Regions from separate parts of the Homo sapiens genome. Here region 1 is linked to region 2. Evidence: read pairs that join two places in POLR2A ChIA-PET (ENCODE). Cell type or tissue: Caco-2. All regions are shown on one strand. Links, peaks and the distances in the headings refer to the core of each region. The heading gives the core; the rest is flanking DNA.

Region 1 (2,915 bases), core at 319-2,818, 65 kb before region 2:
GTGGTCACAAGAGAAATGTGTGCTGAAGGGGGAGAGGGCAGAGCCCTTCCCAGGCTCAGCCTCCTTTTAGATGGGTCTATATTAGGCAGACTTGATACCCTTATATGGCAGAACTTTAGAGCAACCACATTCCATCATGTTGATCAGTAATTCATTTGATAAGTGTTCCAGGGCCCAGAAGGCTAATTCAGGCATCAGCTAGAAAGCTATTGCTAATATTAAACTCAACATTATGCAGTGTGTGTTCATGAGGGCACTAACTCCACAGGTGAGACCCCAGACCCAAACACCAGTGCTCAGGGGACATCAATCTTAGCCATGGCTGGGTGGCTGAGAGGATGGGCCTTGACTGCCTAGAGGGGTATGAGGAAATCAGAAGCCACAGATCCTGGCTTCTTATGGGACTCAAAGGCAGGGGAATCAGCCTATGAACAAAATGGACACAACTTCAGTAGGTTAACCCACGTTCGTCCAACCTACTCTGATAACTGAAGACAGGAACAGACTCTATCCTGCAGAGGAGTTGAAGGGATCACAAAAGTGCATCTTCAGCAGGACTCACAACTTCAGACCCCTGCATTTACCCAGTGTTCATGCAGGGTAGGTTGTGGGAACTCAGCTTCCAGTTCTGGCCCCTCCCCCAAACATCTCCCCAATCCTCCCAGAAATGGCTGAGGCCCCAGGACACATGCATGGGACATTTATTGTCAGGAGAGTCTGAGCACTGCCTGGAAAGGACAGATGTGAGAACCCTGCAGACAGCCCTCAACTACCCTTCTGTAGTAATCCATGCTCACACTACTATAAAGAAATACCTGAAACTGGGTAATTTATAAAGAAAAGAGGTTTGTTTAATTGGTTCATGGTTCTGTGAGCTGTACAGGTTTCTGCTTCTAGGGAGGCTTCAGGAAACTTAAAATCATAGTAGAAGGCGAAGCGGAAGCAAGCCCTTCTTACATGGGGGAATAGGAGGAAGAGAGAGAGTGAAGCGGAAGGTGCCATACAATTTTAAACAACCAGATCTCCTGACAACTCACTCACTATCATGAGAACAGCAAGGGGGAAATCCACCCCCATGCCCCAATCACCTCCCACCAGGCCCCTCCTCCAACACTGGGATTACAATTTTACATGAGACAAAGCCAAACCATGTCACCTTCCATGGCTCCCATCCCAACTTCCACCTCCCTGCCCAGTCAGCCAAACCAAACCCTACAGGTAACTCAATCAACCCTCCCTATCAGGGGATCTCAATACTCACCACTCATCCCCACTTGCTCATCAAAGTAGTTCAACCAACATGCTTCTTTCTTTCTGGGAGAGAAGCTCTGGAAAATCCTCTTTTCTCCAGCTCCTTTTACCTCTAGCAATGCCTAATGTCCTTTGCTCCAGCTCTGACCCTAGCAGGGGTAGAATGTGGAGGCTCAGGTGAAATCCTCCTTTTTCCAGGGTGAGTGAGGATCAGAGAGGCTAATCTTTTAAATTTGGCTGGCCCTATGGAATGTGTGTGTTTCTGTCTGTCTGCGTGCCTCTGTGTGTTTTTGTACTCATACAATGTTTACTAAAGAATGATTATCTATGTATCCAGCAGTCCACAGAGAAGAAGTAAATACTTCACCTTTCTGAGGTCTGATTTAGGCTTGAGAATGCCAGTCTCCAAATGTGAGCCCAGCACTGGCCATGGAGAAGTGAGCACCCAGCCTCTCACAGTCAGCTCACAGGGACAGGGACACATGTCTTCAATTTGCATGGTAACCTCTAGATGCCTGATAGGGTGGCTCTGCCCTCAGAGGCTTCTGACTCATGCAAGAGGAGAGACCCAGATGAGATGAGGATTACTGACAAATTCATGTCAAGACTCACCTGACCAACAGTTTCATAGGTCAAATATGTATTGCCAAGCCCTGACTTGGAAGGTTCACACAAATTATTGCATTGTAAACACTGACTGAGTAAATTCCATCAGTCTGGATCTTGTTTCCTCATCTGTAATATAAGGAACTACGTAGTGTGGTGAGAATGATAGCTGGATATGTACTTTGCAAGTTACTTTCTTATCAATAAGTCTCCAGTCACCTTAGAGCTGAAGTCTCACTCTGACAACATGTTAGATATTAGGAATGTGCATTCACTTTCTATCTTTCCCTTTTTAAGTAAGAAATTTTTCTTCTGTTTTTAATGTAATATATGTTCAGTGAAAAACATTTAGGAGATGCACACCAAAAACTATAAAGGATTTATTTAAAAACAGAATTAACCACTATTAACATACTATTGCATTTTCTTCCATTTTTTAAATGTATGAATGTGTAAAAACTTGGCTTCATATGGTATATATAATTTTATATTTACCTTTTATTTTACCTAACCATATATTATGATCATTTTCCTGTGTTGTTAATGTCCTTTTAAAATACGATTTTTTATGAGAGCATAATATTCCAAGTGCCATAACTTAAAAAGAAAAAAAATTGACCATTCGATTATGAAAGAAAGTACATTCTTATTGTAAAAATTTAAAACCATAGAAAGAGTGTTAAAGTCAAAATGAAAGATCCTCCTTCCAATCCCATTTACTGAATGCCATCACTGGTCAAAGCTTAATATGTTGTTCTTCTACACTTTCCAGGTCAGTATATTAACTTATTTTCTTTACTATTTACTATCCCATAATTTATCAATCATACCCTCCCTCATGGACATCAGGCTATGTCCTGTTTTGTTGCTACAACAATAATATAATAAGCCTTCTTACTCATATAATCTTAGCGATTTTATTTCTGTAGGACAGGTTCAAAGGACAGGTGTATTTTTTTATTTAAATGAACAAATAGGTAATCTTCCAACAAAATTAGAACCATTCAGATTACCACCCATGTTGTGATGACTTTTTGAAATAAGCTTCAGGAATTCCA
Region 2 (2,915 bases), core at 328-2,827:
GAGGGCCCTGATACGTGCTTCAGGATGGATGGAGGCAGGGTGAAAGACGGTTACCTGCTGTGGTCGATTTAGAAAGCATGCCAGAAAAATATACCTGGCCTGTGGAACCAGACATGGGTTGACATGATCACCAGGCAGAGAACAACAGGTGCTGGGCTGTGTACTTAGGATGATAATATTAGGGCCCCAGAGGTATGCACATGGAAAGTTGGAATGCTGGCTCGGGGCTGCCCCTGCTGGGGTCCTGTGTGGCTCTCCTTGCCAGTACAAACCTTCCATGGGGCTCAGTGCCATGGATTCCAGTAAATTTATCCCTTTCCTGGAATTCAGGCCTCTCCCTCTGTTCTTGTGCAGGGCTTGGGCAGGAACCTGTTGTTTCAGGAGCCAGTAACCTTTGAGGATGTGGCTGTGTACTTCACCCAGAATGAATGGGCCAGCCTGCACCCTACGCAGAGGGCCCTATACAGGGAGGTGATGCTGGAGAATTATGCAAATGTGACTTCCTTGTGTAAGTCCTCCTTCCTCTCTGAAACTCAGCTTCTGCCCTTGGGAGCTCCTAGATTCCTCCTTAGCAGAACTAGGATCTCTTTAATACCATCAGAATTGATGCCCTATGGGCTGAGCTCCCTAATCCCCAGTGCCAGGGGTAGCTGGATGGAGAAAGAGCTCGGTTCACTTTGGTGTTTAACAGGACTTTTCTCTTCCCTGGTTCCTAATGGAGACCCAACTGCAGGGGGCTTTCCTCTGGATACAGAGAGAACTGAGAAGGTTCCTGGTGCACTGTCTTCATTCCTTCCATCTTCCAGTTCCCTGGAGCTGATCTTGGCCCTATTGCCTATGTGTGAGTCCCCTAGGGCCCTCGTGTACACACCCCCCAGTGACTCTGGGAGCATTCTGTCCTCTTAGAGGCCAGAGTAAGCTTCAAGCCCTTCCTTAGATTCTGCAGATTCACTCCTCCCTGACTTCACTTAGTCTCCTGGGCCATCCTCTTCTATTTTCATCTGGCAAAGCAGAGTGTAGTCTGAGGGAGGTCAGTGTTGATTCTCCTCAGCTTCATGTTCCTTTTCTTTCTCCTGTAGCAGCATTTCCATTCCCCAAACCAGATCTGATATTCCAGCTGGAGCAAGGAGAAGCAGCATGGGGCCCAGATCCCTGGACACTTGCTGGGGGAGAGGCCCTGAGAGGCATGTGCACAGGTGAGCAGGAGAGCCTACCATCCTCCTTTCCAGCTTTGCCTCCTCCTTTCTTTTAACAATTTAGCATGAAAAAGGTTTTTCCTTGTCATATGATGGTTGTGGGGATTAAAATAGTCACTCTTATTCAAAGAAGTGTTGCTTACCAGAACTTCATCCCCGAACTAGAAAAGACGAGTCCCGCCATTTTATTTCTGCCATTTTTCTTTGTAAAGCTAAAGGATTTCAGGCTGGATGTGGTGGCTTACACCTATATCCGAGCACTTTGGGAGGCCAAGGTGGGAGGGTGCTTGAGGCCAAGAGTTCAAGACCAGCCCGAACAACATAGCAAGACCCTGTCACTACAATAAATAAATAAATTAGCTGGGCATGGTGGCATGTGCCTATAGTGCCAGCTACTCAGGAGGCTGAGGCTGGAGGATCCCTTGAGCCAGGAGTTTGAGGTTGCAGTAAGCTAGGATCACACCATTCCACTCCAGCCTGGGTGACAGAGTGAGACCCTATCTCTAAAAAACAAAAGATTTCAAACAGGCTTCTGTTGGTTCGTCAGCTCAGGAATATAAACACAATATAGTAAGAACTTGGTTTTGGTTTTTTTTTTTTTTTTGAGATGGAGTCTCGCTTTGTTGCCTAGGCTGGAGTGCAGTGGCGCAGTTGTGGTTCACCACAACCTCCGCCTCCTGGGTTCAAGTGTTTCTCCTCCCTCAGCCTTCTGAGTAGCTGGGACTACATGCGCGTGCCACCATGACTGGCTAATTTTTGTATTTTTAGTAGAGATGGGGTTTCACTGTGCTGGCCAGGCTGGTCTCGAACTCCTGCCCTCTTGGTCCGCCCCACCCTCGGCCTCCCAAAGTGCTGGGATTACAGGTGTGAGGCACCATGCCTGGCCAAGCACTTGGTTTTTAAAAAATAGATTTATTTATTTATTTGTTTGTTTATTTTTTGAGACAGAGTTTCACTTTTGTTGCCCAGGCTGGAGTGCAATGGCGTGATCTTCACTCACCGCAACCTCTGCCTTCCAGGTACAAGCGATTCTCCTGCCTCAACCTCCCAAGTAGCTGGGATTATAGGCATGTGTCACCACACCCAGCTAACTTTGTATTTTTAGTAGAGATGGGGTTTCGCCATGTTGGTCAGGCTGGTCTCGAACTCCCAACCTCAGTTGATCTGCCCACCTCAGCCTCCCAAAGTGCTGGGATTATAGGTGTGAGCTACTGCACTTGGCCTATTTATTTATTTTTTGAGTCAGAGTCTTGCTCTGTCACTCAGGCTAGAGTGCAGTGGCACTATTTCGGCTCACTGCAACCTCTGCCTCCCAGGTTCAAGCGATTCTCCTGCCTCAGCCTCCCAAGTAGCTGGGATTACAGGCGCCCGCCACCACACCCGGCTAATTTTTGTAGTTTTAGTAGAGACAGGGTTTCACCATGTTGCCCAGGTTCGTCTTGAACTTCTTACCTCAAGTGATTCTCCTGCCTCAGCCTCCCCAAGTGCTGGGATTACAGGCATGAGCCACCGCGCCCAGCTAGAACTTGTTTTTATAAGAACATTTTGTGTGTGTGTGTGTATAAAACTATATATGTAAATGGAATTTTTCTAAGTTCATAAACACTGAATTTTACATTAGCTTTTGAAAGAAAGCTTGTTTATGTATTGGGAATGAATGGTTTTCTTTTTTGAAAGATACTGAATTGAGTTAAATGTAAAGACCAATCAGAGATTTGG

What was found. ChIA-PET counts read pairs that join two places held together with the same protein. Peaks named below come from ENCODE experiments on the same cell type or tissue, not always from the same donor. Only the 100,000 strongest peaks of a DNase experiment are listed, where the experiment ranks them.
Region 1: POLR2A ChIA-PET joins it to region 2 with 7 read pairs; 2 of 35 experiments call an interaction of 5 or more read pairs at or near these places.

What each region holds. Positions count from the first base shown.
Region 1 is chr3:40,416,445-40,419,359 of GRCh38, forward strand. All of the region lies in intron 7 of ENTPD3 (ectonucleoside triphosphate diphosphohydrolase 3), which reads left to right. All of the region lies in intron 2 of ENTPD3-AS1 (ENTPD3, EIF1B and MYRIP antisense RNA 1), which reads right to left. Among named protein-coding and RNA genes, the nearest start is that of ENTPD3, 31 kb to the left of the region's middle. RefSeq lists a silencer at 1,675-1,875. In Caco-2, for the core only: no CTCF peak of the experiment used is centred there; a DNase peak (open chromatin) is centred at 1,797.
Region 2 is chr3:40,481,509-40,484,423 of GRCh38, forward strand. It overlaps ZNF619 (zinc finger protein 619), which reads left to right. Exons shown (of 5, transcript NM_001145093.4): 3 at 355-508; 4 at 1,080-1,196. Among named protein-coding and RNA genes, the nearest start is that of ZNF619, 5.8 kb to the left of the region's middle. In Caco-2, for the core only: no CTCF peak of the experiment used is centred there; no DNase peak of the experiment used is centred there.